Regions from separate parts of the Homo sapiens genome. Here region 1 is linked to region 2. The links are chromatin loops, found by intact Hi-C in ENCODE. Cell type or tissue: PC-9. All regions are shown on one strand. Each heading gives the region's core, and the rest is flanking DNA. Links, peaks and the distances in the headings are about the cores only.

Evidence for each region. Hi-C counts contacts between places; a loop is a spot of excess contacts. Peaks named below come from ENCODE experiments on the same cell type or tissue, not always from the same donor. Only the 100,000 strongest peaks of a DNase experiment are listed, where the experiment ranks them.
Region 1: a loop joins it to region 2, with 6 times the contacts of the local background. A loop is called at or near these places in 14 of 110 quality-filtered maps.

What each region holds. Positions count from the first base shown.
Region 1 is chr5:150,795,778-150,812,273 of GRCh38, forward strand. SMIM3 (small integral membrane protein 3) reads left to right here. Exons shown (of 2, transcript NM_032947.5): 2 at 1-957. Among named protein-coding and RNA genes, the nearest start is that of SMIM3, 25 kb to the left of the region's middle. In PC-9, for the core only: a CTCF peak has its summit at 5,458 (motif pointing right); no DNase peak of the experiment used is centred there; H3K4me3 peaks cover 621 bases.
Region 2 is chr5:151,108,299-151,124,794 of GRCh38, forward strand. It overlaps ANXA6 (annexin A6), which reads right to left. Exons shown (of 26, transcript NM_001155.5): 15 at 15,988-16,069; 16 at 14,619-14,713; 17 at 13,849-13,962; 18 at 11,002-11,092; 19 at 9,460-9,539; 20 at 8,829-8,882; 21 at 2,329-2,346; 22 at 1,455-1,548; 23 at 157-252. Among named protein-coding and RNA genes, the nearest start is that of TNIP1, 36 kb to the left of the region's middle. RefSeq lists an enhancer at 15,547-16,047. In PC-9, for the core only: CTCF peaks have their summits at 7,203 and 7,402; a DNase peak (open chromatin) is centred at 7,163.

The DNA of each region.
Region 1 (16,496 bases), core at 752-8,751, 310 kb before region 2:
GACCTAACTCTCTGAGTTCCAGGTTCCTTATCTTTCAAATGGGGATGGTGATCCCTGCCCTTTCTACCTCATAGGGATGTGAGAACCACCTGACTTAGTGGATGTGAAAGCTGTTTGTGATCAGTAAAGCTACCACAGATATAAGGGTGTTATGCTGAATCCTGAGAAGCTTTCAAGAACCAGAGAACCTGATTGCTGATGATGGCCTTAAAGGTGGTGAGGGAGATACTGGGGGCAGAGCAGACTTTGCCAGTGCCCCTCAGGTCAAACCAAGCCAAGAGCACCCTGTCCCCATTCCAAGGGGCCAGCAGCACTTTGGCCCAAAGTATTTTCTTTAAGGTGCCATTCCTTCATGTTTTCTCAGTTTGGAGGGTGATGGGTAGAGCTTTCCAGAACCTTCTCCATTCCAGAATCTCTGCCCCTGTGTAATCTGAAGGAAGGCTGTGCCATCTTTGGGCACTGCCAAGGGAGTTGGGGTGATGGGCTTCTTTCTGCACTGGAGTCTCACATCTGTTAGCTTTGACACTCAAGCAATGTTGGAAAATGCAGGGTGACTGAGTTCCCTGCCCAGCTTTCGGGATCTCTGGCCCCCATCCCCTTGTGTGTGTCCCTCTGCCCAGCTCCTGCTGTAATTAGCTCCACGTGTACCCCCTTCACTCCCTCCCACCAGCTCTGCAGCCAGCCTATGGCAATTATATTTTAAGAGGTGTTCCCAGGACTTTTGGGACCTACTAAAACAATGATGGTTATTTTAGATGTGATGATTTATATTTATGTAGAGATATTTCTGGACCACTCAAGCTCTTCGATACCAAAATCAGGAGCATCTTGGGATTTATTAAATTATGTAAGAAGATAGCACAGATATCGGGATATTATTGTGTGAAAATGCTGCTTTTACTTTGATGTGATCTCATTGATGTACACAACCAAGTTCCAATAAAGTGCTAGAATGTGCATGTCTGAGGTCTTTCTTTAAAGAGCAACTGTTAAACTCAGAACTCAGGTAAAAGCCTTACACTGAATGTATGGGCCTTCAAGACAGTTTGAATATAGTAACAGAAAAGGGAAGAGAAGAATCAAATTTACTTCCAGGGCTCTAGCTTCAGCACGTGGGTGAAGTTGTGCAGGTTACACACAGATAGTGCAGAGGAGAAGAACCGATTTTGAATATCAGATTCAAAGAATGACAAATAAGACCATGAATTTCGTATTGGACATGTTGCATTTGAGGTGCTTGTGATATTCAGGTGGACTCATTCAGGATGCAGTTGGAGATCTGAGTCTATTCCTGGGAAAGATGTTATGTCTGGTATTAGGGTATGGGGGATTAACCCCTATGGTAGATAATGGTGTACAAGTAGATAGGATCAGAATATACAGACTTAGAAGAGTGAGATGCTAAATGCAGAACTTGGAAGACACTAAATAGGAGGGGAAGGAGAGTAGAAGGGGAAAAAAGAGAGATTGGATAGGTCCTATGATATGAGGTGTTTCAATAGAGGTGCAATTATATACATATATATATATATATATATATATTTTTTTTTTTTTTCAGTAGAGATGGGGTTTCACCATATTGGCCAGGCTGGTCTCGAACTCCTGACCTCAAGTGATCCACCTACCTCCACCTCCCAAAGTGCTGGGATTACAGGTATGAGCCACCACGCCCAGCCCTAATAGTATTTTGTAGGTTAAGAAATGAGTGGGAGGTTAGGAAGTTGAGACAGTGAGAACAGAAACCTTTCCAAGAGTAGCATTGTAATACAGAGGTAAGAGTTAGAGGAGAGCGTCAGGGGGAAATGGTGAAGGGGGTTTCTGTCTTAGTACATTTGGGTGGCTCTAACAAAATACCTGAGACTGGTAATTCAGAAACAACAGAAATTTACTGCTCACAGTTCTGGAGACAGGGAGGTTCAAAGCACATGCAGATTTTGTGTCTGGTGAGAGCCTGTCCCTCATAGATGGTTGTGTTTTTTTTTTTTTTTTTTTTTGAGACAGAGTTTTGCTCTTGTTGCCCAGGCTGGAGTGCAATGGTACGATCTCGGCTCACCACAACCTCCGCCTCCCAGGGTCAAGCTATTCTCTTGCCTCAGCCTCCCGAGTAGCTGGGATTACTGGCATGCACCACCATGCCTGGCTAATTTTGTATTTTTTGTAGAGATGGGGTTTCTCCATGTTGGTCAGGCTGGTCTCGATCTCCCGACCTCAGGTGATCCGCCTGCCTTGGCCTCCCAAAGTGTTGGGATTACAGGCATGAGCCACGGTGCCCGGCCTATAGATGGTACTTTCTATGTGTCCTCATGGTGGAAGAGACAAACAAGCTCCCTCAGGCCTCTTTTACATGGAAACTAATCCCATTCATTACAGCAGAGTCCTCATGACCTCATCACCTCCCAAAGGCTTCACCTCTTAGTGCCATCACCATGGGGTTGGGTTTCAACATATGAATTTTGCAGGGACACAAACATTCAGACCATAGCAAGGGGATAGTTAAGATGTCATAAGATTCTGATAGGTTTGCTCAGCATCTCTTCCAACTGTTTTTCTGGCATGCCTTCCTGGATGGCAGAGGCTGGAAAATAAAACAACAACAAAAAACTACAATGAAAGTAAAAACCTGTATTTCTGTAACTACACTTGATAGAGATTCAAAAGTGATTTAGGCTTTGCTGTTCAGATGCATGCATACCATGTTTTAGTTTGGAACCCAGTTCAGCTGGGAGAGCTAGGACAGGGTGTGAGACAATCACAACACTGGTGTGAATCCCAAAGCTGCAGCACAATCTGGAGCCAAGCCCGCAGCTTTCTCATGCCTGGATCTCAGTTGAGGTGGGACAGTCCTGCAGCCCACAGCCAAGGCTGTGGCTTTCTTGTTCCCTAGCTTCCCACTTGTTACGGAAGTAGTAGCTCCCCAGGATGGCCGGTTCTGCAGTATTGATCTGGAAGGAATTCTAGTAACCCCTGCCTTCTGTGCTCTCCCAATCCTTTTAATGATTTTCAGCACATAATTCCCCATATTAAAGCATGTTTAGGCTGGACGTGGTGGCTCACGCCTGTAATCCCAGCACTTTGGGAGGTCCAGAGGACAGGAGTTCGAGACCAGCCTGGCCAACGTGGTGAAACCCCCTCTCTACTAAAAGTACAAAAATTAGCTGGGCATGGTGGTAGGCGCCTGTAGTCCCACCTACTTGAGAGGCTGAGGCAAGAGAATCACTTGAACCTGGGAGGTGGAGGTTGCACTGAGCCGAGGTTGCGCCACTGCACTCCAGCCTGGGCAATAGAGCGAGACTCTGGCTCTAAATAAATAAATAAATAAATAAAGCAAGCATGTTTAATTTCCATTTGCCAGAGTATACCTTAATTGATCCAGATGGAAGAAAAATCTATTAATTCCTATCAATTATTATCCTAGCAATTCAACTTCTAAGTCCATCATGTGATCCAGTATTACAGAAGAAGAAGTCTGTTAATGGGAGGCAGATGGTCTTCTAGCAATAGAGATGGCAAGGAACTGGTGGCCTCAAGGAGAGCTCAGAGAGGTCTACTGGTGGCGACAGAATGAGAACTTTGCTTATAGTATTGCTGAAACAATACTATAAGAATAATGAACACTCTGGGATGCCAACACAGGCGGATCACTTGAGGTCAGGAATTAGAGATCAGCCTGGCCAGTATGGTGAAACCCTGTCTCTACTAAAAAAACAAACAAACAAAAAGTGAGATAGTTGAGTTAGAAAATGTATAGTGTTTTGTTGGCCTCTTTGAAAAATAAGCGGTCTGATAATATGTAACAAAGTTTAAAAATTGTATCTATTGAAATTAGTGCTTATATTAGTTGTGTGAGATGATTTACATTTAAAAATGTAAAGAATATATGTGTGCTTATAGGTAAGAACAATACATGAACATATTTTCCATCTGCTCCCAATACGTGTCAGTTCATCTTTCTACATTTAACATTTACTGAAGGTAGCAGAAGTAACGTTTTGGAAGAAAAGGATGTTTGGTAAATCAGAACACTATTTCTTGCAATAACTAAAGATCATTAATAACATTTCTTCCAAACTTCCCCCTCCCCAACTCCAACTCCAGAAATAACCAACTAGTTTGATAATTACTAGAAGAAAAAAAGAGAAACAATTGTAATATTTATACAGACATAAAGGAATGGTCTGGTAAATATGGTACAAACAATGAAATAAAACACGGCAACTGAGCACTATCTATTATATTGGTAGTTAACAAAAAGCAAAATACAAAATTGCACCTTCTCAACACCAAAAAAATTGCAGATTTTGCCATTACTTTTAGAATGGTAAAAACTGCATTACTTTTGCACCAACCCAAAACAATTATCTATAATAAAGTCATGAATATATATATTGTCAATTTGTCACTAATAAAATTATTTTGGTGGTATTTTGTTCCATTTCTTCTTACAGGGGTAATTTTTTCTGTTATACCTCAAATGTAACTGGCTTAAACTGATTTCTTTTTTCAACCAAATATGTGTCTTTGGAAACAAACATTCTAATGGCATGCCTCTATACATATCTACCTAGTTCAAGGGAATGCAGTTTGGGAGACTGTGTGTACATGTGTGCACACTCCTGTGCGTACATGTTAAAGTGTAACGTGATCCACCTGAAATGTACATGCAGCTGTTTATATCATGTAGCCATCCATTTCATGATAAATATGTTTGGAAATAAATTTGTAGTACTACCTCCCAACAGCAAATCTTATTTCCTTTTAGTTTCAGTAATAGTATTTAGTATTAGTTGTCACTAATAAGGATTATTTTTAATTTGCAGATGGAAAGCTTCTTCCTTTCCATCCATAAATCGAGTGTTTCTTCTCAAAGGCAATGGTTCTCAAACTTTAGTATGCAACAGAATCACCTGAGGAGCTTTTCTTTTTTTGAGATGGAGTCTCGCTCTGTCGCCCAGGCTGGAGGGCAGTGGCGCGATCTCTGCTCACTGCAAGCTCCGCCTCCCGGGTTCAGGCCATTCTCCTGCCTCACCCTCCCGAGTAGCTGGGACTACAGGCACCCGCCACCACTCAAAATCCTGGTCCTTATCTGCAAAGATTCTATTTCAGTGGGCCTATGACGGAGCCAAGAATTCTGCATTTTTAAGGCAACTTGCTGTCCTTTGAGAAACATTGCACTGAAGTATTTGGGAACTTTGTTTCACTGTGATAGCTGTCTGGGACTTAAATCTTCCGCCAAAGGAAAACCTGGAAAATTTTGTGATTGAGCAAGCAAATCAAGCCCATGCGTAGTAGTAGACTGGGAACCGGTGGGTGTGAGACCCAGGCTCTATGTGGCCTACACTCTTCTGAACTCTTCTGAGTCTTGATTCCTGGTCTGTGAAGTGTGCAGTGTATCCGAATTAAATGAGAAAATCATTCCGTGCTTTTAGGGTGAGTTTGAATAACTTTTAGGCAGTCCACCAGATGGCGATATAACTTTTTTTTCAAATGGAGTGGTTAGCCTGCCGAAGTTGTGAGAGTCAGTCCTACAACATTCCTAGCAGATCAAGATTTTATGTTCCCAGTTCTGGCTTCAGAGACTGTAGCGATAACACAGGGCTCATGCAGTCCAACATCCCGTATAATACAGGTTGCCAGTTGTTGCCTTTTCAGTATTTCTCCTGTGTGATCCTGGACTGCTTGTGTCAGATTCACACAGGAGCATTTGCTTACAAATGCAGCTTCCAGGGCCCTGCTTCAGACGTACTGACCGAGAATCTCTGGAACTGGTTCTTCAGTATCTGCTTTGCAAAAACAATCCGTAAGTGCTCAACAAACAGGTTAAAGTCTGAGAGCCACGTGCCAGTGAAAAGGAGGTTCACGTCTTGCTGAAGCCACCCCTTATTAGCTGTTTTGTTAGAATTCCTCCCTCGGTGAGAGTGGGATTAAGGATTCAGGGATGCTAGTTCTGCCCTCTTGAGGCCACACTGAAGAGATCAACTTCCTTTTTCTTGGGAAATGTCTGAACATTTTGAAGGTCGCTAATCATGACTTACCTCACCTCCGCCCCTATCTTCTCTGGGGGTGGGGAAGAAGTCATACTTTGCATTACAGGTTGGCTGTCATCCTCCTTCCCTTTCCAGGAACACTATAACCAGAGACTAAGAGCGAGGACCTTCACTATTTCTTAGCTTTGTGATCGTGAGCAAATAACATAAACTCTTTGAGCCTCAATTTCCTCTTCTGTAAAATACGAGTGAAAATAATTATACCTACTTCAAAGGATTGTTATGATTATTACATGGGGTGATGAATGCAAAGTGAAAAGGTAAAATATAGCAAAATGTGATCTATTATTAACAATAATGAGCTTCAGTTTCTACATCTGTAAAATGGTGATGATAACTACTAGAGCATGGGGAGAATTAAATGAGGTAATATAAGTAAGGTAGTTGGTTAATGTCTGACTTAGAAGAGGCTCTCAATAGTAGTAATTATAAGATGGCCAATAATGTAAAAACACCAATGGTCTATGCCCCTAATGATGTGGGATTTTAAAAATCACTGAAGTAATGAGATTAGCAATTTCCTTACTGTTATCCTGTAGGATCAGCCTTAGAACAAGTATAAAACTTGTATCTCTTCTATACTAAGTTCCTTTTAGAAAATGTTTCTTAATGAATCCACAATTATTTAATAAAACACAAAGTATTCAATTTTTAAGTATTAATTCCTCACAGAAATTGCTTTCTAAAGTTTTAAGGGTGCAAAAAACATTAAAAATCTTTCAGTAAGCTAAAACTTTAATTAGGCCCTTATATAATTCTTGCTAAAGAGAGAGAATGGAACTGAGACTGTGAAATGAAATGACAATGATAATATTTCCTTTGAAATTTTTAAGGCCAAGTTGCATTAATGCAACTTTGAAATTGTTCCAATCACACAAGGTATTTAATTAAAGCAAATGAAAGGCTCTTCAATTCCCATAAAGATTTACATGGTAGGAAAAATGTTTCTGTTTTAGCAGGTCTATAACATCATTTTTAAAAATTACAAAAATTATTGTATCTACTTTTAAAGCTGGACAGCAATAGTTATAGAGAGAATCATTTAATTTTAGAGTCAAGCAGACCAAATTCCCATCTGGCTCCACCAGCGTGTTCCCTTTAGAAAGTAACATTTAAGAGTTTCATTGCCCTTGTTTGTAAAAAAGGGGATCATATTTGCCTCCACAGTGCCGCTGAGGGGTTTAAACAAGGTGCTGAATCTAGAACACTTACAGAGAGCCTGTAATAAGTACTCAGTGCTTAAATGTTACCTAAAAACAAAGGAAGATCATTAGCACTACCGTAAAAAATTATATATGGGTGGGGCACATTGGCTTGATTGGTTTCGCTATATGGGTTTCAACCAAACGTCTTGGGGAAAAATTCGGAAGGCAATAAAAGGAAAGTGGAAAGGACAAAGAGGATTGGAGTTGGGGAGGGTAAGAGACAGTTATAAGTCTGAGGAAAAATTAGGAAATAGCATAGAATTCTAATTCAAATAACTTAATTACCCTTGTATTTATATTTTTTCTTAAAGTTGTTTTACTTTAGTGAGCAGTCTTTCTTCTCAGATTGTGTCTTAGCATATTAATGAAAAAAACAGATGATAATATTACTGTACAATAAGAGTTTAGCAGTGATTGAAATTCAGTGTCAATGAAGACACAGGGCAATGGAGAGAAAAATCATAGATATGTCATGAAAACAGTTTTAGTAATTTTTCATTTCAACAACAAATTTCATAATAATGATATAAGTACATTCTTTATTTTATATATATATATGTTCTTTTTATAGAGATGGGGTCTCACTGTGTTGACCAGGCTGGTCTTGAACTCCTGGTCTCAAGCAATCCTCCCATCTTGGCCTCCCAAAGTGCTGGGATTACAGATGCGAACCACCATGCCTGGCCTCTGAATTTTAAAATAGTTATGAGTGCCTTTAGAATTTCTACTATTGGAGCCCTTTATGCTTCTATTTACCTTCAATCAAGATTTGCACCTCAGAAAACATAGTTACTTGTTGTTGTTGTTGTTGTTGTTAGGAAAAGTTCAGTATGAATGCTGTTGTCTCATTCTACATAGCAATTGTTTGGGTCATGTATAATAAAGAATTGATACCTACTCTAAAAATGAAGATATTTTGTGTTCTAGGAATTGAGTGGCACTTGGTCAAAGAATGATTTATGGAATCTCTGGGCATAAGGGGAATTGATTGCTCTTTAGTTTTTCTTTTCCACACTTAGTACTAAATTATTTTGAATTTATGGGAAGTTAAGCTAAGTGAACCACATCTTTCCATTTTGTTGCAAGGAGCTTATCACTTTCTAAACGGAGAACTATACTGTCTCGGAGTAATGGATTGAATAGTGGCCCCCCCAAAATTATGTCCACTTCCTAAATCGCAGAACCTGTGAATGTTACTTTGAAAAAAAAAGGGGGTCTTTGTAGATGTCATTAAGTTAAGGATCTCCAGATGGGGAGGTGATCCTGGATTATCTGAGTGGGTTCTAACCCAGTGACAAGAGTCCTTATAAAAGACACACGAAGGACTGACACACAGAGATGAGAAAGAGGCAATGTAACCATGGAGACAGAGACTGGAGTGATGTGCCACAAATCAAGGCAAGTTTGTAGCCACCAGAAGACGGAAGAGGTAAGAAGTACATCATCCCCTGGCCTCCAGAGGAGTGTGGCCCTGCTAACACTCTGATTTTGGACTCCTGGCATCCAACTGCGTGAGTATAAATTTCTGTTGTTTTAAGCCACCAAGTTTGTGGTCATTTGTTACAGCGGCCACAGGAAGCTAATACACAGGGTAAGCTGATAGGGGAATGAGAGAGTTTTTTCACAGTTGCATGAATGGGTTAAGAATTCTAAAGAATAATTAGCCAGGTGTGGTGGTGGATGCCTGTAATCCCAGCTACTCGAGAGGCTGGGAGGCAGGAGAATCACTGGAACCCGAGAGGCGGAGGTTGCAGTGAGCCAAGATGGCGCCACTACACTCTAGCCTGGGCGACAGAGGGCGACTCTGTCTCAAAAAAAAAAAAAAAAAGTTATTTGAAAGAATAAACATTATTGGGTAAGGGGAGATGACATGGTAGCCATTAGAAAGAGGGGTGGGGGGAGTGAGGAAAAAAGGCAAAAAACAGAGACCAGGAAGGTGAATAACCAGAATGTGAGCTAAGGAGATGGAATAGGAAGGACACTGTACCCAGGCAGAGTATGGACTGAGGAGAAAAATAAATGATATCCCTAAATATGTTTTAATTTCAGGGAGTTACTTTGTCTTCTCATATTTTACTCAGATCGCTTTGTGTGTGTGTGCGTGCGTGTGTGTGTGTGTGTGTGTGTGATGAAATACATATTTTAATTAAATATTTTACCTCAGAAACAGCCTCTCAGAGAATGTTTTTGGATAAAATGCAATGTTTTGGTAATATTCTCTTCAGAAACATTAAGTTAGGATGTTAGGGTGATGGAAAAACCTCAATAAAAACCAGTAGCTTAAGTATGGAGACACTCAGAACTCAGTCATCACATTGGGAAGAAAATGAGATAGTGGAAAAGAAGAAAAAGTCACCCAGGAAAGAGCCCGAGAAAACTTCTAAGAGTCGGAGTTTTTCACTGATGCTTACCAAAGCTTAGCTGTATGGAATAATGGAGGAATACATCCTTTTAACTTTAGTCAAGCTTTTTAAATTCTGAAAAGGGGACTCTTTCACTTAGAGTGCTGCAGTACAAGGAAAGCAATTGTTTGGAGAAAATAGGCTATGCATTCTGAAAAAAAATATTTCTTTTTGGCAAGGGCTATGGATTCCTGTCAATCTAAAGGGATCTCTAAACTTAGGGAGAGGGTAGGAAGTAGCTCTGCCCTCTGAGAGGCTCTATTTTATTCTGAAAGGCCGAATGTGACAAAAGCAGCTTTAATGATCAGACAGAGCTGAGGTATCCAAAGCTACATATAAAATAGAAGCTTAGGACACCTGAAAAAACAGACAAGAATTAACACAATAGCAAACAAAATGGCAGACTCAATCACTGCACCTGGCCGAAATATTTCTATGAAGTCAGAGTTTAGCTGGGTACCAGAGCAATTTTCTCCCTAAAATTGGGTAATGAAAATTTGAACAGAAGAGGTGGTATGTGCTGATTAATTTTATGTGTTAACTTGACTGGGCTGAAGGATGCCCAGATAGCTGGTAAAACATTATTTCTGGATGTATCTGTGAAGATGTTTCCAGAAGAGGTTAGTATTTGAATTGGTAGGCTGAGTAAAGTAGATTACTCTCACCAATGTGGTGGTTAGAGAGTCCATCAACCAACCCAGTGAGGACTCGAATAGAAGAAAAAGGTGGAGGAAAGGCAAATTTGTTCTCTTTTCTTGAGCTGGCACATCCATCTTCTCCCATCCTTGGATGACAGAATTTCTGGTTCTCTGATCTTCACACTTGGGCTAAATTACCCACTGGCTTTCCAAATTCTCCAACTTGCAGATAGCAGGTTGCAGAGCTTCTCAGCCTCTGTAATCACATGAGCTAATTCCCATAATTAATCTCTGTCTCTGTCTCTCTCTTTTTCTTTCACTTAATAAATATGGAGATTTATTGAAGAACCAAGAGGATATACCACTGGTTCTGTTTCTCTGGTGAATCTTAATACATAAGGTTAAAATAGATTAACATTAGAAGCGAAAAGTGAAAATGCCTCAAAATATATTTTAAAACTTCTACTTCAAACTATAGAAAACACGATTTCTTGGTCATCAAATCATGGAAGAACATCTCATTCTTGGAATATGTTGAGGTATATGAGAAATCTTCTCATTGCTTCTCAGAATTCTTAGCACCTGCAAAACCATTATTTTGTTTATATAATCTTACAGAAATGTTACCCAACTACTAGATTCACGTGAAATAATTTTTTCTTTTGATAGAAAACCAGCGAGGTCAGTAATTTCTGTCGGGAGAAAGAGCAGGAGAAACAATTCTCCTTACATGAATTCTTAGGTGTCCAGTTGAAAACATTCCAGAAGAGGGGGTGGACCATGGATGGTGGGAAGCACAAACTTCAGAGCCAGATCCCCAAAGTTTGGTGAAAAGGCCAGGAAAAGCACCAAATAAACACACAGCCATGCAGCCCTTAACAAGTCTACTTTGTAAAAGCAATTTTGTTAATCTCTTTCTTCAGGAAACACTTTTTCTTGTGGCGGTATTTACTTTGTTAAACGAAGAAAGTTCCCTGCCTTCTCTCTCTCCAGTTAGGGCTAAAACCTGGACACTGACAGAGCTAATGTATGTTTGATCTAATCAGTCAAGATCAAGTGGGGGAAAGCAATAAAAATAAATTTCAAAATGTTCTCTATCAAAAATTTTTCAAGAAAAATGTTCTAATTAAGAATCTCCCTCAAGTATGTTTCTGTACAATTGGACCAGTGAACTGGGACTGGAAGTGTCAAGAGGGTTGTAGAAATGAAAGTATTGCCTCATTTTCTGATTTTTGTTCCCACCTACAGGAGCTCCCACAGTGTTCTACTCTTTCCATTTTAGGGAGAAGATGTAGAGCAGTACAACTTTTTTCCCTCTATGACATGTCCCAGACCTTTCCGAACTCTTTAGTGCCTCTGATTATTAGTAAACAATTCAAGCTTACTGATGGAGACTGTAACTTTGATGTCATTTTTCTTCTCCTTGGTTTACAGCCAGGAATCATTGCATGTCTTCCAGGTATTGGCAGGAACACATACATTTCCCAAGCATATAGGTGGGATTAGTATAAAATAAACTTATGAGGCCTTTCATATTTTATGTTGCCTCAGACCAGGTAAGTTTTGTCTTAATTTTCTGATTATCCTGAGATGTTTCTCCATTTACTCCATTGAATCTACTTGACTCTGAGTTCTTTTTTTCTTTATTCTTCTCTATTCTTATTCTTTTTTTTTAAATTCTTGATGGTGATAATATCTCTTCGCTTCAAGTGATAATGTTCATTCCTTACCCTGTTAGATATTTTTAATATAATTCTTATAAACTTCTTAATTTTCTCAAAGGCCCATGCCTCTATGATAATGATCAGCACTTGTTTAATTTGAAAATGTCAGGCATATGTAAGAGGTTCAATTGCCCAGGAGCTCATAACTCCTTACTCATTCATTAAAAACAAATCATCGGGATGCTCCTGCTCTAATGTTTAGAGCCTTTCTTTTAACAAATGGCCTCTTAATTTTCATGGTAGAAAAGACTTTTTTTTCCTTCTGTGATACAGAACAGTTTTCAATTATTTAGTCGTCATGAGCTGAAGCAGGGTAGCCGTAGATATGCTAGACTATTTTTCTACAATAACCCCAGCATGTCCTTTATTTAGGAGAAATTTTGACTGATGGTGGAAAGAAATTTAAAGTACTCCTGCATTAAATGAAGTTATGATTCATACTAACAGTGAAAATGATTATTTGAATCTCAGAAGGCATACATTTCTAAAACAATGTTTGTTTTGATTATCTTCTAAGAGAATATCGAGATTTACAAAATTTATTCTTTCTTTCATTTCATTGTATCATCCTTTTCCTATGTGAACAATCTCACATGGCTTTTCCTTCTTTCAGAGTGGATTTGGTATTTTTTCTCTTTCATTTGTATGCTTTCCATTTACTTTGTATTTAAAGACAATCTCAAACTTGTAAAAAGTTACAAGTACAGTAAAAGAACTTTCTTTTGAAATTTTTTGAGTGTAGTTGCTAACATGCTCATTCAACTTACCTGACTACTTCTATGTATTCCACTACAAACAAGAATGTTTCCTACAAACATTCTTCTACATAACCATATTACCATCAAAGTCAGCAAATTAACAGTGATAGGTTACTACCATATAATCCTCAAATTCTTTCAAGTTTCCTCAATTTTCTCAATGATGTCCTTCATAGCAAAGGGATCCAGTTCAGCGTCATGTGTTTCATTTTGTTGTCATATCTGTTTGGTTTTCTTCAATGTGGAACAGTTCCCTAGTCTTTCTTGGCCTTTATGACCTTAACACTTTTGAAGATTACAGGCCAATTATTTTGTAGAATAGCTCTCAATTTGAGTTCACCTAATGTTTTCTTATGAATAGATTTAGGTTTGCATCTTTGATAGGAATATCATAGCAATGGTGACAATTTTGATTCACCTCATTACTGGTGATGTTAACTTTGGTCACTGATTGGTGTCTGCTAGACTTCTCCACTGTAAAGTTACTCTTTCTTCCCTTTGTAATTAATAAATATTTTGTAAGGTGGTACTTTGAGACTATGCAAATATCCTGTTCCTCATCAGACTTTCAATTTGTCCATTCATTTATTTATTTCAGTGTGGACTCATGGGTTCCTATTTTATTCAGTAGGTTAAAACCAGTTGCTTTCATTATTTAGTTTGATGCTCAGTGTGGGGGTTCAATAAGGCTGGTGGGAAAAATATTAAAGATAGTTATAGTAATAGCCACAAACTCTCTTGGAAGGCCTGAGAGTTTGTATAACATCAGTAATAGATCTGGCTGAAGGCGGCCTGGTCCCTTTACCTTTAGTTAAATAAGTTAAAGTAGTAACTAAGGAATGTGGGGAAGTTATCTAGCTAGCTTGTTTACTCATGTGGTCTTAAGACTAACCTTTGATGTACGGCAGGTGCTTAATTGCTTTCTACTTGGGAATTCCACAGTGTCAATTACCCTCTAGTGGTGTTGACTCAAGCCTTTGTCAATTAATCTTCCCCAAATAAATGTGAGTCTCACTAGCTGGTCAGGGCCACAGTCACAACTGTTTACAGTACTCTCCAGGGAGTCTGTAAGTGGCTTGGACACTCAGCTGGACTGGCAAAGCAGAATATCTGTGTGTCAGTGTACTTCATTCATCCATGGCTGGCTCAGGGTCTGCGGGTCAGACCGCCCCAAGTGAGAACTCTTTCAAGAGTCTTTTTGATATGTTCTCATAAGTCTTTCAGTGCTTCTTTACTTCCTGGCAAAGATGTCCCAGGCTCATCTTATAGTTTCCCTGCCCTAGACTTGGGATCAGCCATTTCTCCAAGGAGACTTGGATCCTGTTTTGGAGTATGGTCTTCAGAAAAGATGTCAGAACCAGGTGTGCTCATTGTTACTGAGGGCTTGTTACTTCCTGTTTTCAATGGACAGAGCTAGTTAATATATATATATACTTATATACATACATAAGCACATTTTTACACCTATACTTCTATATCCCTATTGAAAACCATGGGTTCACTTTGATATCTCCAATTCCAATCTAACAGCACAGGGCTCATTCATGTTTTCTCTCCTTCTATATTTGAAACTTCCTTCTCCAATAGTGAGAAGTCTTGATATATTTTTGATCAAGCCTTCTGTATGTCACCAGTCTGTCATTGCTGCTGCATCCCACACTCCCTGTGCAATGCTTTCCCTACCTGCTTGGGCTTCAATATCCCACACCAGGCTTCTCCTCTCGTTGATGTTCTTCTTGCTCTACTTGAGCTCCATTACCCCTAACTAGTCCAGCATCCTCACCTTGCCTGGGCTTTAGCACTCTGATTTGGGTAACCACAGGATTCCCCCTATCCTTGCCATATTCATTTCTCTTGCCACTTAGTGGCCTTTGGATTGATCTGAACAAGGAAAGGATAAAAGAGAAGTTATCATTTTATTTTCAAGTTAGTATTTGCTGAGTACTATTTATCAAGCTCTGTATTATCTCATTTTAGTGACATAATGAACTTGATTACATTTTACTAATTGAAGCAGTCAAGATGAAAGAAGTTGTCACTTGCCAGACTCCACAGCCAGTAAGTGGCAGATCCAGGACTGGATGTTGTCTTGCTGACTATAAACCAATGTTCCACTTGGAAGCTGTGTATGTGTGATTCATAGAAAAAGTGGTTAATTTTCAAAGGCAATAATCATAGAATTGGTAGTGTATAAATTTTTTGGGGATATAATTGTCAGATGTCTCAATTACAAGCCCAAGATAGATGAGGCAGTATTAATTTGCTAATTACATATTTTGAAAAGATTGTACATAAAGAAAATGTTTTCTCTTTAATTACGGCATTAAGGATTTCAAAAGGTACTTTATAATTTATACCATTTCATTTCATAATTTTATTTCTTTTCTCTGTGTTTTAAAGCATGTTCTAAGGGTTAAACTTTTAAACTTTAAACTACACAGTGAATCACTTTCTTTTCTTTTCTTTTTTTTTATTTTTTTGAGATGGAGACTCAGTCTGTCTCCCAGGCTGGAGTGCAATGGTGCAATCTCAGCTCACTGTGACCTTTGCCTCCCAGGTTCAAGCGATTCTCCTGTCTCAGCCTCCTGAGTAGCTGGGATTACAAACATGCTCCACTACACCTGGCTAATTTTTGTATTTTTAGTAGAGACAGCGTTTCACAGTCTTGGTCAGGCTGGTCTCGAACTCCTGACCTCAGGTGATCCACCCGCCTTGGCCTTCCAAAATGCTGGGATTACAGGCATGAGCCACCGCGCCTGGCCTGTGAATCACTTTCAATAAGCCTTTCCATAATTTAGAAAAAGACATATAAGAAGGAAGATTTCTTACGCTGTTTGCCTTTTGTTAAATAATGGTGACCCAGTTTCTAAAAGGAACCAGTTTCTAAAAGGAAAACCTGAGTAATTACTTAGAAGAGGCTGGCTTTCTAAACTTAGTTAACAGCTATTATTATTTAATTGTCAGTTTTACAGTAACTTGGTAAGTTTCCTGCTTAATCTAACTACTCTAAATTGTACTAAAAAACCTACCCTGTTCCCTGCATTGTATTTTTCATGTCTTTACAAGCTTGCACTGAGGCCTTACCTTCCTACATTATTGGCCAGCTTATGTAATGCCCATGCCAGGCAACCACCATTTGCTTTCTACAAGGTGTCTCATTTAAATTTCAGAACTACATTCTTATTCTGTAGTTCCATTGTTACTCCAATTTTATAGGTGAAAAAACTGAAACTCAGTGGGGTAAAGTAACTTGACCAAAATCACATTTCTAGGATAACAATGGCTTCTTCTGCAATACCTTCTGAAGGACCTACCTGAGGCTGTTTTACAGTTAACTTTTTTAAATAAGATAAATAGTTGGGACTTAATTAAACTAAAGGGCTTTTGCATGGCAAAAGGAACAGTCAGCAGGGTAAACAGACAACCCACAGAGTGGGAGAAAATCTTCACAATCTATACATCTGACAAAGGACTAATATCCGGAATCTACAACAAACTCAAACAAACCAGTAAGAAAAAAAAATCCCATCAAAAAGTGGGCAAAGGACATGAATAGACAATTCTCAAAAGAAGATATACAAATGGTCAATGAACATACATGAAAAAATGCTCAGCATCACTAATGATCAGGGAAATGCAAATCAAAACCACAATGTGATACCACCTTACTCCTGCAAGAATGGCCATAATCAAAATATTAAAAAATGGCCAGGCATGGTGGCTTA
Region 2 (16,496 bases), core at 3,057-11,056:
CTGCACAATCACACATTTGGCAGCACCCCTGGAGGCGAACTGTGACAGTGTTTACTTTCCAGTAGTAGCTTCGGAGGCTGCCAAGGTTCTATTCTTCCAGAGAATCTGTTCAAGTTCCCAGTGCCCCCAGCCCTTCCCTTAGTCCCTGCCAGTTACCAATGGCCACAAATGCATCCCTGACATCCCCAGACATCTCCTTCTTGATGGTGTGCTCCACGTCATAGTTGGTCATCTTGATGAACTCCTGGAAGACTGGCCACAAGAGAAGCCCCAGAGGTGGGGGTGAGCTTCAGTGCAGGAGGCGGAGGACCCCTCCTCAGCCCCACCCAGTGCCTCCCACAGGCTGTGCCTGAGAAAGTGGAAGGGCAGCAAATATGGCCACAGCCCAGGCCTAAATGCATTGGGCAAGATCATCCCGATAGAGAAGCTCTGACATCAAGGCTGCCGTGGGCTCAGAGCCAAATCTGTCCCACGCCAGTCCCCGTGCCTGGCCAATGGTCTTAGAACCTCGGCCAAGTTCTGGGAACCCAGGCTGGGGTAGTAAAAGGAGCACGGGTCCTAGTCATGGTTCTGCCCCAGCTCACTGAGGGACCTTGGGTGATCCCTCTCCTTCCTGGGCCTCCTCTTCCTCCTGTGTCCGCTTGGGATGAAGACACAATGATAACACTCAGGAAACACTCACTGAGTCAGGCATTGCGCCAGTGCTTTATGTGTGTTATGTTTTTTGTATCTTCACAACAATCATCTCGGGTAGAGCTAAAACCCTGATTCCTACGTAAGGGAGCTCAGGCGCAGAGATTCGGTGACTTGCCTGAGGTCACATGGCTGTTAAGTGGGGGATTCAAATCAAGGCCGTCCAGTGCCCAAGTCCATTCTTTTAGCCACTATGTTAAAGCACCTTAAATACTGAGAAGTGCCAGACATTAAATGTAGACATTTAATGTAGTGCCAGACATTAAAATGTAAATGTCTCAGTGCAGGACACTTCATGATTACCGAGTGCCAGGGCCACTGCATACAGGTGTGCCCTGAGCATGCGGCAGCCTGTGGTTCAAAGATGTCTATGTGGGTCTTGTGCCACCACCACCTCTCGCTGCCTTGCTCCTGGCAGGCATCGCCAGTGAATCATGACGCGGGACCCCAGAATCCTTAACACAGCACTCTAGGCAGCTACTACCAATCAGAGTTGGCCTTTGAGGTGAAATCCAGTTGCTATACCTAATCCCGGGCATCCCACCTGCTTCCCTAAGGAGGAGAAAGAAGGTGAGGTATAAGTGGTAGAGCCAGGACTAGAACCCAGGGCTCCAGAGTCGCCGTCACCCATGACACGCTACTGCTGGGTTAAGGAGGAGGTGGGTGGGCAACGGGCTCCTCTTGCCACAGAGAGCTGAGAGGCTCTCATCAGATTCTGGGATCTTCCTGCTGAGCTGGGAAGGGAGGAGGTCAGGCCTCACCTCTCCGGAGGTGCGGATAGCTCCGGGTACACAGGATCGTCATGAAACGTGTCTCCAAGGAAGTTTTGTCTCCACTAGGTGTGTCTGCTATTTCCTGCAGAGCCCCAGTTGGAGCAAGGATTTGGGAGGGGAGACATGAGAAAGCCTTGGTTATTATTCACTTTCATGTCTTTGCCTGGGCTGAGGGCAGTCAGAAGCTGGGCTCACCCAGCCATCCAAGGGGGCCGAGACTGGTCCCCTCTTCCTTCCTCAAGCACAATGGCTTCTATACTCCCCTCTCCAGTTCACAAGGACCCTGTGAACTGACAAAGATGGCCTTAGCACTGGGTACTTCCATCCTAGCCTCAGGACCGTGGGGCTGGGGCTCCTAGGAGGACCCACATAGACTCTGAGCATAGCAACTGGGAGTTCCCCTTCCATCCCTCAACCTTTCTGCAAGCCCCTCTGGGAAGGGTGTATGGGGTCATATGCAGAGAAGATGGCCTGGCCAGTGTTTCCCCAAGCGGGGTCAAGGGCAAACACACCCGATCACACTGCACATTAGTGTTTCCATGATTGTCTTCTAGCTAGCTACTAGTTCTATTTATACTGATAGTAAATTCCCCTTAACTCATTTTGGGTTTAAGAGTGAGTCGATTTAAAGATCAGTATTAATAGCTGGTGGTTACACAGCACAAATCGTGCCAGAGATGATTAGCTGAAGTTTGGGAAACACTTGCCTGGCCTATCTTTTACCAAGCAGGGCCCGGAAGGGGAGAGAGAGAAGCCGCACAGCAAGCTCCCAAATCACTGCTCGATACTGCCCCGCTCGGCCCAGTAAAGGCGGACTTTACTCAGAGGCCGTTAAAACCCAAATGAAGAACAGGACACTCACCAAGATCTCAGCAGCCACCTGAGAGCAGGGAGGGGAGAGAGGAGGGAGAGAAGGGAGGCAAGAGTCAGAGGAGGTTGGGGAGGCTGGTGCTGGGGCCCTGGGGTGCAGGGTGAGGGGCCTGGCTGGGAGTGGGAGAGGTCCCAAGAGACCTGAGAGAACCCGGGATGCGAAAGGAAGGGGGGTAGGGACAAGATAAAAATACCTTCCTATGACCTTTTGGGCTGGAGCTCAGAATGCGGATAGGCCTGGCAATAACTAAAAACGTGTTCACTTGAAGGGTAAGAGAAAGACACAGAAATGGGGAACTCTGCCCTTCGCACCCCAAAACCCAGAGGAGATTCCAGGCCTGTTTCTTTGTCTGAAAGTGGAAATAATCCCTGCCACTTCCTTACAGAACCACTGAGATGTAAATGTGAGCAGTGCAAAGTTCTCTGCACCCTTTAGCATATTCAGAGTTCCAAGGCAAGAGACATGTAATTTTAGCCTTCATGTTACAGACAGGAAAGACTGGCCAGCTGAGGCCTTAAGGGGAGCTGACCTGCCTGGAGGCACACAGCAAACAGTGATGGGAAAGTCATTTTACAAGGGTTACTTTTAATCACTGCACTATGCAGAGCACAAAATTCTGTGGTTAGGACACTATTTTGTTAGGCAAATAGCTGTGACTTGGAGAGCCTGGGAACAAAATACCCAGGCTCATGTACCTAGGCTGCGTATTGCTTTCGCCGTTCCCCCAGAAACTCTGCTGACTTTATTCTATTGGATAGACTGAACTCTTTATAAACTTCACAATAGCCTATACTCTGGAAACCTTCCTCTTCTTTTCATTGCATAATTGGCAATGTCCGTTAAAAGTTAAAAGGCATATGCCATTTGATCAAGCAATTATATTGCTAGGAATTTGCCCTACAGGTATACTGGCAAAAGCCTTCCACGATAGAATACAAGACTGTTCACTGCAGCATTCTTTTTAATTTTTGGAGACAGGGTCTTGCTCTGTTGCCCAGGCTGGAGTACATTGGCACAATCTCGGCTCACTGCAACCTTGACCTCCTGGGCTCAAGCGATTCTCCTGCCTCAGCCTCCTGAGTAGCTGGGACTACAGGTGTGTGCCACCACATCCAGCTAATTTTTTTATTTTTTGTAGAGAAGGGGTCTCACTTTGTTGTCCAGTCTAGCCTCAAGCAATCCTCCTGCCTTGGCCTCCCAAAGAGTGCAGTGGTGCGATCTCAGCTCACTGCAACCTCCACCTCCCAGGTTCAAGCGATTCTCCTGCCTCAGCCTCCTGAGTAGCTGGGATTACATGTGCATGCCACCAGCCCAGTTAATTTTTTTTTTTTTGTATTTTTAGTAGAGATGGGGTATTGCCATGGTGGCCAGGCTGGTCTCGAACTCCTGACCTTAGGTAATCCACCCGCCTCAGCCTCCCAAAGTGCTGGGATTATAGGCACTGCACCTGGTCAGCATTTTTCATACTAGAGAAAAACTGTAAACCATCCTGAGATTGACTTGTTAAACAGGCTATGACTTATCCAATCAATGGAAACAATCCATGCAGTTTTTACAAAGGATAAGATTATCTACAATGCTGATAAGGAGAGTTTCCATTTAAATTAAGTAAAGAAGTAAAGTATAGCATATTTTTGTGTAATATAGTGTTTCTTTTATCTAGATTCAAAAAAAAATAGACACTCACTTTCTCATACTTCCTGGGAAGTACTTAAGAAACTGTCGAGACACCTTTGAGGAGAGGGACTATGAGGGAAAGCTTTCGCATTTTTTTTATTCTTCCTGAAAATTTCTTAAAGATGCAAAGATATTATTTCATTTTAAATTTAAATGTTAAATAAGAGTTATCAAGGCTACTAGGATTATGGGCTGCTTCTGGTTTTTAAAATATTTTTCTGTATTAAAAACAACCTATGCCAGGCACAGTAGCTCACACCTGTAATCCCAGGACATTGGGAAGCCAAGGTGGGAGGATCACTTGAGCCTATGAGTTTGAGACCAGCCGGGATAACGTGGAGAAACCCTACTCTACCAAAAAATTAGCTGAGCATGGTGGCGCACGCCGTTATTCCCAGCTACTTGGGGGGCTGAGGTGGGAGGATTGCTTGGGCCTAGAAGGTGGAGGTTGCAGTGAGCCAAGATTGTGCCACTGCACTCCAACCTGGGTCTCAACCCTATCTCAAACATCACAAAACAAAAACCTAGTTGAACCCTGAGGACATCATACTAGGTAAAGAAAGCCAGTCATAAAAGCATAAATACTGTATAATTTCACTTACATGAAGTCCCCAGTCAAATTCACAGACATAGAAAGAATGGTGGTTGCCAGGGGCTGGGGGAAGGGAGAATGGGGAGTGACTGTTGAGTGGGTCCAGAGTTTTGGTTTTGCATGACGAAAACAGTTTTGGAGGTGGCTGGTGGTGACAGCTGCCCAACAATGTGAATGTACTTAATGCCACTGAACTGTATACTTTAAAATGATTGGCCAGGCATGATGGCTCACGCCTGTAATCTCAGCACTTTGGGAGGCTGAGGCAGGTTGATCACCTGAGGTCAGGAGTTTGAGACCAGTCTGGCCAACATGGTGAAACCCTGTCTCTACTAAAAATACAAAAAATTAGCCGGGTGTGGTGGCAGGTGCCTGTAATCCCAGCTACTCAGGAGGGTGAGGCAGGAGAATCACTTGAATCCGGGAGGTGGAGGTTGTAGTGAGCCAAATTGCAACACTGCACTCCAGCCTGGGCAACAAGAGGAAAACTCCATCTCAAAATAAATAAATATATAAAATGATTAATATGGTAAAGTTGATATGTATTTTATCAAAAATTTGTAAAAACTTATGCTAAATAAAACGGTATCATTTTTAAAAAGAGAGAGAGAGGGACATGTTTAAAAAATTTAACAGAAAAGAATCCAAAGTCCCAATTGTTCTCACTTACGCGGGTCAGAGTACCCTAGACATACTCGGTTTTTCAAAGCATCTTTAAGATAATAATATCTGTAATGTAAAAAAAAAGTGGTGGGACACTAAATTAATATTCACCACAAAAGCTTGTTCTTATTAGCCTAGCTACTTCATGCAAAAATTAATCTGGACAGTTCCTCAAATGGTTAAACTTAGAGTTCTCATATGACCCAGCAATTCTATCTAAGAGAAATGAAAACATATGTGCACACAAAAACTTGTACACAAATGTTTAGAGCAGCATTAGTCATAATAGCCAAAAGGTGGAAATAACCCAAATGTCCATCAGCTGATGAATGGATAATAGACTATTATTTGGCAATGAAAAGGGAGTACCAACATGCTACAACACGGATGACCCGTGAAAACACTGTTAAGTGTTTAACATAGTGTTTAGGTTAGTGTTTTCTTAAGTGAAGAAGCCAGTCCAAAAGGCCACGTATTAATATCACTGTATTGACATGAGGTGTTTGGAAGAGGCACATCTGGAGAGACAGAAAGTAGATTAGTGGTTGCTTAGGGCTGGGGGGTTAGTAGGATATGAGGAGTCACAGCTAATGTGTATGGAGTTTCTTTTGGGGGTGAAAAAATGTTCTAAAATTGATTGTGGTGATGGTTGCATTAAGTCTGTGAAGATACTAAAAACCACCAAATTGTACACTTTAAATGGGTCAATAGTGGGGTAAATGAATTCTATTTCAAGAAAGCTGTTATATTTTTAAAAGCCTGGGCCAGGCATGGTGGCTCACGCCTGTAATCCTAGCACTTTGGGAGGCTGAGGCGGGCGGATCACTTGAGGTCAGGAGTTCATAACCAGCCTGGCCAACATGATGAAATCCTGTCTCTACTAAAAATACAAAAAAATTAGCTGGGCATGGTGTTGGGAGCTTGTAATCCCAGCTACTTGGGAGTCTGAGGCAGGAGAATTGCTTGAACCCAGGAGGCAGACGTTGCAGTGAGCCAAGATTGCGCCACCGCACTCCAGCCTGGGCAACAGAGCGAGACTCCGTCTTAAAAAAAAAAAAAAAAAAAAAAAAAAAAAAAAGTCTGAGTATTGATTATCTAAAAATGACCACAATCCTTCATTTCATGGTAGGTCTATAATAATTATTTATAATTTATTGCTCTAATTGGACAACAGAGTGAAAGGGGAAGCAATTAACAATCACTGTGGGGCCACAGTTGGAAATTGGACATATGTTCAACTGGTTAATAACAGTCCCAGACTTCTAAGAGCTTGAGGGTGTTCTAGACATCCAGAGTGAGAGACCGCCAGGGAGGCAGTGTAAAACAGGCAAATACAAACTGCCAAGTACTCATGTGCGTTATCTAAGGGGGAGCTTGACTCGGCCCTATCAAATGCCCTTAATTTTTATATACATTTTGCTCCCACATTTCCATTTCATCTCTGGAAATTCATTCTAATGAATAATTCATGAATGTGATAAAAGAGTTTGCTACTAGGAAGAAGGCTGGTTAAATAACATGGTAGATTCAGATATGGAACAGTATATAGCCATTAAATGATATCGTTGATTTAAAAATGCAACAATATTCACATAGTATTAATTTTTAACTGTCAGAAATAAAGAATCCACTTTTATATATACATAGAGAAGCAACTAGAATAATGTATGCCACAATACTGACAATGCTTATTACTATTAGGTTATGGAGTCTTTTTTGGCTTCTCCTTATTTTCTAGTTTCTATAAAAGAATGTACTGCTAGTTATAAGAAAATGAGCTTGGGTCTAGCATCCTAAATCTGGAGAAGCAGCCGAGTTGGGCAGGGATCTCGCTCAAGGGTCCCTTAGCTATTTCCACCCGGGTTCTCTCTCTCCACTTCTCTCCTTTTGCGAAGCAGCTGTCAGCAAGGCCCACCACTGCCCCCTGCTAGCGGCAATTGGAAGCACAGCCTCATTGGCAAACCAGGCACCAGGCAGAAGCATTCCCTGGAAGATCAATTCAGGGTTGGAGGATGGATTTGGGGTGAGAGCTGAGATTTTTAAAAAACTCTCAGCAGCACACGAGGCTGTTCACAGTAATACTTAATAAACGTCTGTTGAATGAGTGAATGAAATGTGGCCTCAGCAAGCCACCCTAGTGTCTGGCTGGGTTCTCAGCCTAACCCCCATCCATGTGCCCACAATGTAGCTGAAATGCCATACATTTAAATGTAACCCTGCAGCTTTTGACAACCATATTCCAAAGCAAGGGTTGGACAACTGGACAACAACAGCTATTTGATGTGGAAGCTGCAGGGGACCTTAACTCTACTGGGTCTTGGAAGATATTACTGTAAATGGAATTAAGCATAGACTCTGGCATCAGGCAAGCCTGAGTTCAAATAAAACCACCACCACTTAGAAATTCTTTCATTGAAGAGGTTAAGGAGCTTCATTTTCTTCTAGTAAAAAGGGAGAACATAAAAACGTATAGAATAATCTTGGCATCGTTCTCAATATATAGTATGCATTCTAAAAATTATAATTACAATTCTGTAACTGTCAGGTTCCAGCTAAAGATTTTTCTAGCTCAGATGCTGTTGTAGCAAACCACACTTCTGTTATGGGACCTGGGAACAGAAAAGTTGGTTCCCTGACTCTCAATCCATCAGTGCTCTTTTCAACTCACCAACTATAAAAGAAGGGGGCTGGATGTCTATAAAAGTCTGTGGTGTCTGTGCCCCACATCCCTGGACACAGCTTTTGGGGGCGGGAAAATGAGGCAGTCAGAAGAGATGGAGACATGGACCTGGGTCAGGCTACTGGGTGCTGGGATCAAGGTGCAGGTCAGTGGGGGACAATGCACTGGCCTCAGTAGGGACTGCCCAGCCATAGAACCCTCAGGGAAAATGAATTTGGGGTTGTCCAACCTCCAGAAGAAGCCATTTCCAGACCTCAAGCTCACTAGGCTAAGGAGCAGGGCTGAGGCAGAGCAGCCAAGAGACTCCTAGAGAACCCTTTTCCCTGCTATTCATTCAACAAATATTTATTGAGCACTGATCATGTGTTACTTTGGATATATCAGTGAACAAAATGAAGATTCCAGCCCTTGAGGAACTTACTTTCTAGGCTCGTCCCAGGACACTCCCTCCAATCTCGGTCCCATTTTACAGATAATAAACCGAGGCCTTTAGCACTCAGGCCCTCTTCTCAGCAAGTTCCCAGACCAGCTCTCTAGGGGTCAATTCTACTGGGGCCACTGATTTGCTGTGTGACTTTCAGAAGTCATTTGCCCTTTCTGGACCTCCATTTTCCCACTGTAACATGAGGGCTTTGACCTGGGTGATCTGCAGGTCCCTGCCAGCTCTGAGGGTCCTGCTATTCACCTAGGAAATGCCAGTAATACCAGCACCACACTTCTAAACCTCATTTCTACAGTCTAAGTATCAACCAATCAAACCAACCACGCCCCTGCCAGGAGCCTTCACTCACAGACAGGGCCCGGCGTAGACACGCATAAGCTGGACCTACATCTCAGGGACACCCGGCAGAGGTGACTGGGGTGGGCTGGGGGTCTTACCTGGGCATCTTCCCGTGCCTGGTCCAGGTTTTCTCCTCCCTCCTCACGATGCCCCTGCAGCAGGAGCAGCAAGAAAGTTCAGTCCCCAAACATCGACCCATCTCCATCTCTGTACCACCACACACCCTGCTCATTTTCACCTCTCTGAATGCTCTTCCTCATCAGCTACACAGGGACGAAAATCCTGCCTCTATAAGGTAGGCTGTTGTGGTCATTAACTGAGAATGTGTGCAAGACACTTAGCACCAATGCCTGACACACAGCAAGCTCTCGGTAACTGTCAATGAGGGTCTGCCATTTTGGTTATGGGAATTCAAGAGATGGTGACAGAAGCTCCCAGGTAACAACACAGGAGAGGGTCACCCATATGGCTTTGTCCTGTGAGCTGGGGGCCCAACAAGCCAGGACAAGGGCCACCAGGGAGGACTGTCTGGAGAAGGTGGTACCACGCCAACTTTGACAAGGGAACAACAGGGGTAGGCGGTGGAACTCTAAGGAGGCAAGTGGGGAGACACCCCCTCTCCATCAGGAGTGCACTTCTAACTCCCCTGTGCCCTCCACTCAGTAAACCTTCCCTTCCTCCCAGGCCTCCCGATGGGCAAGCCGACCTGGGGCCCATGAATTCACTCACCGTGGCCAGAGAAATGAGGATCCTCCTGAAGTGGCCAGATGTGTCTGAGCTCAGAGCATCCTCCAGGGACTTGTGATAGTCTGAGGCAGAGAAAGGGGGTGTGGGTAGCTGCTGGCCAAGAAGGATTTGGTTGCGGGGAGGGAGGTCCAGGAAACTCAGGCTTGAGCCAGGGCAGTATTGGCAGGGGGAGGTGGGGATGAAAGGGTTTGTAACTGGCTCATGGGGGCATCCAGCCATCCTCCTGCTGATTTTGTAAGACAATGGGCATTCCCATCAACCCATCATCTCCCCTCCATCCCCTCAGCTCTGTCCCAGTTGAGGTCCCATTGCATCTCGCCTTTAATATTTAACAGCCTCTTAAGTCACCTCCCTGTTGTCATTCTCTCTTCTACCTTCCCTCCTGCATGGCAGTTGCTAAACCCAAAAGCAGAGCTCTGACTATGTCACTCCTGTACTCAAAAATTCTGCCATTTTAAAGCTGCTTATAAGATAAAAAATGTAAACTTTTTTTTTTTTTTTCAAGACAGGGTCTCACTCTGTCACCCAGGCTGGAGTGCAGTTGGCATGATCAAGGCTCACTACAGCCTCGACCTCCCTGGGCTCAGGTGATCCTCCCACCTCAGTCTCCTGAGTAGCTGGGACTATAGGCACATGCCACCACACTTAGCTAATTTTTTTGTTTTTTGTTTTTTTTGAGATGGAGTCTCATTCTGTCTCCCAGGTTGGAGTGCAGTGGCGTGATATCGGCTCACTGCAACCTCTGCTTCCCAGGTTCAAGTGATCCTCCTGCCTCAGCCTCCTAAGTAGCTGGGGCTACAGGCGCATGCCACCACGCCTGGCTAATTTTTGCATTTTTAGTAGAGACGGGGTCTCACCATGTTAGCCAAGTTGGTCTTGAACTTCTGACCTCAAGGGATCCACCATCTCGGCCTCCCAAAGTGCTGGGATTACAGGGGTGAACCACCGCACCCAGCCAATTTTTATATTTTTTGTAGAGACGGGGTTTTGCCATGTCGCCCAGGCTGGTCTCGAAGTCCTGGGCTCAAGCAATCCGCCTGCCTGAGACTCCCAAAGTGCTGGGATTACAGGTGTGAGCCACTGCACCTAGCCGATTTAAACATTTTTGACTGGTACTCAAGATTCTTCAGAATGAAAATATGGGGCCACTCGCTTAAAAATGAAGAATTTCTGGACAGTGACAGCATAGCTTGCAACCAAGTGTGGGGCCCTTCTGGCTGTGGGGCCCTGTAGAACTGCATGGACTACACACCCCTAGAGTCGCCCTCCCTCTCTCCAGCAGGCCAGAATGTTCTCTGTTCCCACTTCCAGCCAAGCCCTTTTCTACCTCCAGGCCTTTGTCCTACCAGGACACCTGTCTTTTCCCCAGACACAGGGATGGGCACACCCAAGAGGCTTATCAAATCCTCAAGGACTGAGGGAAAGGAGACAGGCCAGAGTCCTGGGCAGAGCTGTGGGCTGGGGTTGGAAGTTGGGGGGCCTGGCTGTTCTCCCAGCATCTGGGCCCAGGCCTCCCAAACTCACCCTCCTTATAGGCCTCATTGATGGCCCGGATTTCAGCATTGGTCCGAGTGGCCAGGATTTCAATAAGAGCCTTTTCATCTGTGCCGGCTCCCTGGAATGTCAAGGCAAAGATGATCTCAGCCATAGTTCTGACCTCCTGTGCAGAGGTCCATGGGGCCCGGACGGCTAAAGCTCAGGCCAAGCATTCCTGGATTTTCTCCTCACCTCCAGACATGGCCCTCAGGCCCAAGACCTTGGCACAACCAAGGCTGACTATGCCAGCCTCTCAAGATCCCCAGAACCTCCCATGTGAACTGCTTTGCCTTCCAGCCCCCCAAACAGAAAAGGTATATAGGCGTGTGTGTATAACACCACATATACACATGAACATCTGAATAGAAATTTCTACTTGTAAGTATTGGAAGAGAACAGAAGGACACGCACATGCCTCACAGTGTTAACTAGCAGTTTGGTCTCTGTGTGAGTGAAGGATCACAGATGATTGCTATTTTCTTCTTTTTTACTCTATTTCTTCAAGTCTCCACAGTGAACATGTATTATTTTGTTAGAAGAAAAAAAGTTTTGTGCTTAAGATAAAATGCTAAATTTTTTTTCTTTTGAGACAGAGTCTTGCTCTGTCGCCCAGGCTGGAGTGCAGTGGCATGATTACGGCTCACTGCAACCTCCGCCTCCCAGACTCAGGTGATTCTCCTACTTCAGCCTCCCAAGTAGCTGGGGCCACAGAAGCATGCCACCATGCTTGGCTAATTTTTGTATTTTTTGTAGAGACAGGGCTTCACCATATTGTCCAGGCTGGTCTGGAACTCCTGGACTCAAGCCCAAAGTTTTAGGAATACAGACGTGAGCCATCATGGCTGGCTTACATTTGTTTACTCTTGGATTTGAGGAGTGATTTATGAACTGAGGCGTTACATGCCCTGGACTAAGGCAGGCTGGGGACCTGTCATGCAAAGATCTGCACACAGGGAAGCAGGGAAACTATCAGGGAGGAGAGGAGGCAGGCAAGATTGACTGATTGATTGACTGAATGAGTCAATGACTAATTCACTCATTCAGGTACTTGTTAAGACACCTATTATGTGCTAGCCACTGTGCAAGGTGCTGGGGCTACAACTACAAAAAAAAAAAAAAAAAAGTCCGGGCGTGGTGGCTCACACCTGTAATCCCAGCACTTTAGGAAGCTGAAGAGGGCAGATCACTTGAGGTCAGGAGTTCAAGACCACGCTGGCAAACATGGTGAAACCCCTTCTCTACTAGAAAGACAAAAAAATTAGCTGGTCGTGGTGGCGTGCGCCTGTAATCCCAGCTACTCAGGAGGCTGAGGCAGGAGAATCGCTTGAACCTGGGAGGTGGAGGTTGCAGTGAACCGAGATCACACCACTGCACTCCAGCCTGGGCGAAAGAGCGAGACTCCGTCTCAAAAAAAAAAAGAGAAAGGCAAGAGGCAAGACATGTTCTCTGTCCTCAAAGAGGTTACTGCCTAGTGCTCTAATGGTCCTGCCTTCTCAGATCCTAGGAGATTCATCCTGATTGAGATCTTCAATCATTTCTTTGTTAGAAGCAGGTGTGTGGTGAGGCAATCAAGAAAGTCCTGAGACTGGGTCTAGCCCTCGTCTCCCCCTAACTCACTGACTCTCTGAGCCTCTCTGTTTCCCACTTGGAAACTTTGAAAATGGAAAGGATTCAGTTGGGTTACCTCATCGATCTCTTCTATTTCTGAACCCTGTGTCTTTAGATCGTTTGCTTTTTGGCTTAGGTATTTTAAGAAACAATCATCTCAATCTGCTTAGCCTAGGCAATGTTTTTATAAAGTCCTCTAGCTCCCCATTGCTGCCCTCCTCTTAATGCGCAAGGGGCCAAAAGCACTACTGGTTTTATGCGGTTGTCAAGACAGGCTCTAGAGTCAGAAAGACTGGTCTGAACCTCAGCTTTGCTACTTCATAGCTCTATGACCATGACCAAGCAACTTAACCTCCAAGTCTCAGTTTCCTCATCTGTAAAATGGGGACAAAATAAGAGCCCTGCCTTGTGGCTTGAGGAGGCAACTAATTGAACTAATGTACCTAACCTGGGAGAGTTACCATATGCTCTTTATAAACAGTAGCCATTAGTACAATTGGTACCTTGGGAAGCAAAGCAGTTCTAGCAACTTCTGGGCCAGGACATAATGCTTTCTTGTTTAATGTAGGGTCAGGTCTTCGGAGTTAACAATGCCCTTCATACCTGTGACCTTGATTGACCTGTCCTAGTTTGAAGGGCAGAGGTGACCATTTCCATTTCCCAGATGAAGGCACAGAGGATTGGGAAGTGTAAGGAATGGCCCAGTCACACTGTGAGTGAGTGGCAGGTCTAGGCTGGAGTACAGACTCCAACTGCTGGTGCTTTCGTTCGAGACCCACCCCACTTCCTCCAGCGGCTCCATGAGACCCTTCTGACACCAGTGGGCATGTGACTTAAGCTGAATCAACTTGGAGTAAATGCCAAGCCTGTTGTTGGAGCTCCTAGGAAGAAGGAACTCTTTCTGCTGGAGCCGCTAGCTGGCGGGATGGACATATGCCACCATGAGGAGAAAGGCTGCCTGAGAGTGAAGCCAGAAGGGAGGACAGCAGAGCCAAGACAGGGGTGAGCCAAGGGTCCACAGAACATCATTTGAGTCTCTGGACTCAGAGCTAGTCCTGTAGTTTTCAGTTATAGGAGCCAACATCTCCTTTTGTGTTTATGCCAGTTTGAACTGAGTATGGGAGGAGTTCTACCAAGAAGTTACAGCTAATCCACCTGGGCTTATGAGGATCACCTGTATCCCTATTGGCACCCGCAGACACTAGACCCCCTGGTGCCACACTGTACCTCCATGGCCTTCTTCAACTGCTTGGCATCGTAATGGGCCGGTGGCATCATGAGCCCCAGAATCAGCCTTGCCAGGTCTCCAGAGATCTCAGACTTCAGGTCAGTCATTAAGTCCTGCAAAGGGCAGAGCCACAGTCATGCCAACATCAGCACTTGCCCACACATGACTCAGGATGGGAGAGATGGAAAGAGAAAACAGGGGTTCCACATGAGGGATCATGGAAGCTTGTGTCTGTCTTTGCTGATGTTGTACTTATTATTTAGATGAAGCCAAAGAGGGTAGGGAAAAAACAACCAGGAGGAAGACCCACTCTCCTTGACACAGGAGACAGGAACGGGAAGGCAGCAGAGCTGAAGGACACTGTTTCCACTCAGGGGGAAATGCATCAACCTAAGCCAGATGCCACCAATGTGCAATAATCCCTGACACTCAGTTGGGGCCTTGAAGCCAGCTCTGTCTGTGCAGAGGAATTGCAAGATGCCCAAAGCACACTGAAAACAACTCATAGCCCTGATCTTGGCCCCATGCTGTGCCTCTGAGTCCACTGAGCAACTCACACAAGTGTTGCCCATCACAAGGAACTGGGGGCATGGAAAGATATGTCTGCCCAAACCCAGTGCTGGAGACACTCTGAGATCATATGACCACACAGGGTCCCTCTGCCATGAAGACCCTGGTGCCCAACTGTGCAGAACCGATGGGGACAGGCTGAGCTCAATCAGGCAAGGTGCATGCATGTTGCACAGAGAGCCCAGGAGGAGGTCCTTACCCGGCCAAAGTGAGACTTGAAGGTCTGCCGGATCTGCTGCCGCTGGACATTGCTGCGGTGCGTGATGATATCGATGATTGTGTCTTCGTCAGTCCCTGAGTCACCAAAGCCACATGCCTCAGAAGAAGGCCTGTGGCTCTCGGCTTTCCCCATGCACCGCCCACTGATGGCCCCTCATCGATCTTTGTCAGGGTAGAAGCCTGGCTAAGCGGCCATGTGCTCCTGAGTCCCTGCAGTCCGCTTGCCTATGGCTCAGGCCACTGATTTCTGCTGGACTCCTCCCTCCCTTTCCTTTTGACACGCTGAGGAAAAAGGACAGCTGGGAGGTAGAGAGCACTGGGTTGGGAGTCAGTGCCTCTGAGTTCTAGTTCTGGCTCTGGCAATGGCTGCCCACCCTGGGCAAGTCCCCTTCCCTTGATGGGACTTGGTTTCCACATCTGTAACATGAAGAGGCTGGAGTAGTCACCAAGGGATCCTTCCAACCCTGACAGTCCAAGTCCTGTTAGCAACTCTATGTCCTTTCTCTTCAGCTCTCTGGAAGCTGGACCCTGAGTCCCTCTAACCACAGCAGGTTGACTCTGGAAGGCATTAGAATATCACTTCCTGCTTCTCAGATTAATGCCATCAACCACAGACCCAGCACAGGGGTCTTTCATGGCATTTTTACCTCTAGCATCCTACAGTCCCAGGCGAGCTTGGCAGGTATCATCATTCCCATGAGACACATGGAAAGGAGGCTCAGGAGGGTGATGGACTTAACCTAAAGCCTCCTGGGAGTTGCTGTCAGACAGATGGGGCAGAAAGGCAAAGAAAGCCAAACCCTAGATGGCCTGTCCCAGGCTGGACTTTCTGAGCACAGGCCCAGCTGATCTGAACCTGTGGGTGCAGTACTCTTCCCACTGGTGCCAAATATAGGTCTGAAAGACCTGCCCAGCAGGGCACACTCCCACCACAGAATGAGGGAGGGCTCTTGGGTTCCAGGGTCCACAGCCCTGATTTTACACATAGGGAAATTCAGACCCAGAGTGGCGGAGAGGCTCACCCAGAGTCACACGGTGAGTCAGCAGCAGAGCCAGGGCACCATGCCAATTTTGTGACCTGGTACTTTCTTCAGTGCCAGGATACTGCTTCCAGGAGGCTGGGGGACACCTTGGTCCCTGGAAAGGGCTTCTGCCAAGTTCCTTATGAACCCTCTCCTGCCCCTCCTCTCTATACTCTGGGAGCTAGGAGGGTGGAAACTTGAGATCAAGCCTTCCTCATCCTGCAGACTCTAATTTGAAACCTCACTCCATCCCCTGCCAGCCCACGGCCAAACCCACCACACCTGCTGCCCTGGAGACCAACCCTGCTCCCTTCCCATCCCCCATACCGAGTCCCTTCATGGCTTTCCGCAGCGCTTTGGCATCTGCGTCAGGGTTGAAGTCATTGGCTGGGCGCACAGTTCCCTTCAGCTGTGAGAAGCAGAAAGAGACTCAGCAGGTGTCTGAAGGCCCCCCTGGGGACCAGGCTGAAAGACAGCATGCGAGGGTGGGAAGCTCACCCCATGAGCCCAAACCAAGCGGCGTGGGTGGGGAAAGAGGCAGAGGTGAAGCCACAGCAGACAGACCCTGCACGAGAGCTGAGAGAGAGAGAGAGAGAGAGAGAGAAAGAGACAGAAAGATATAGAGAGAGGGAGAGAGGGACTCAGGGCTGGGAGCAGGGCAAGTCCTGATCAAGAGAAATTGGCTAGGCTCCCGCCTGCCACGGGATCTGCCTCGGTTCTAGTGCCCCTTGGCTGCTTATTCCACCGGGGCATCCCCAATTCTTCTGAATCCTACCCTGCCCCCGAGGCCCCCTCTGCCTCTTAAAGAGTCATTCCCCCTGAAAAGGCAGCAGAAA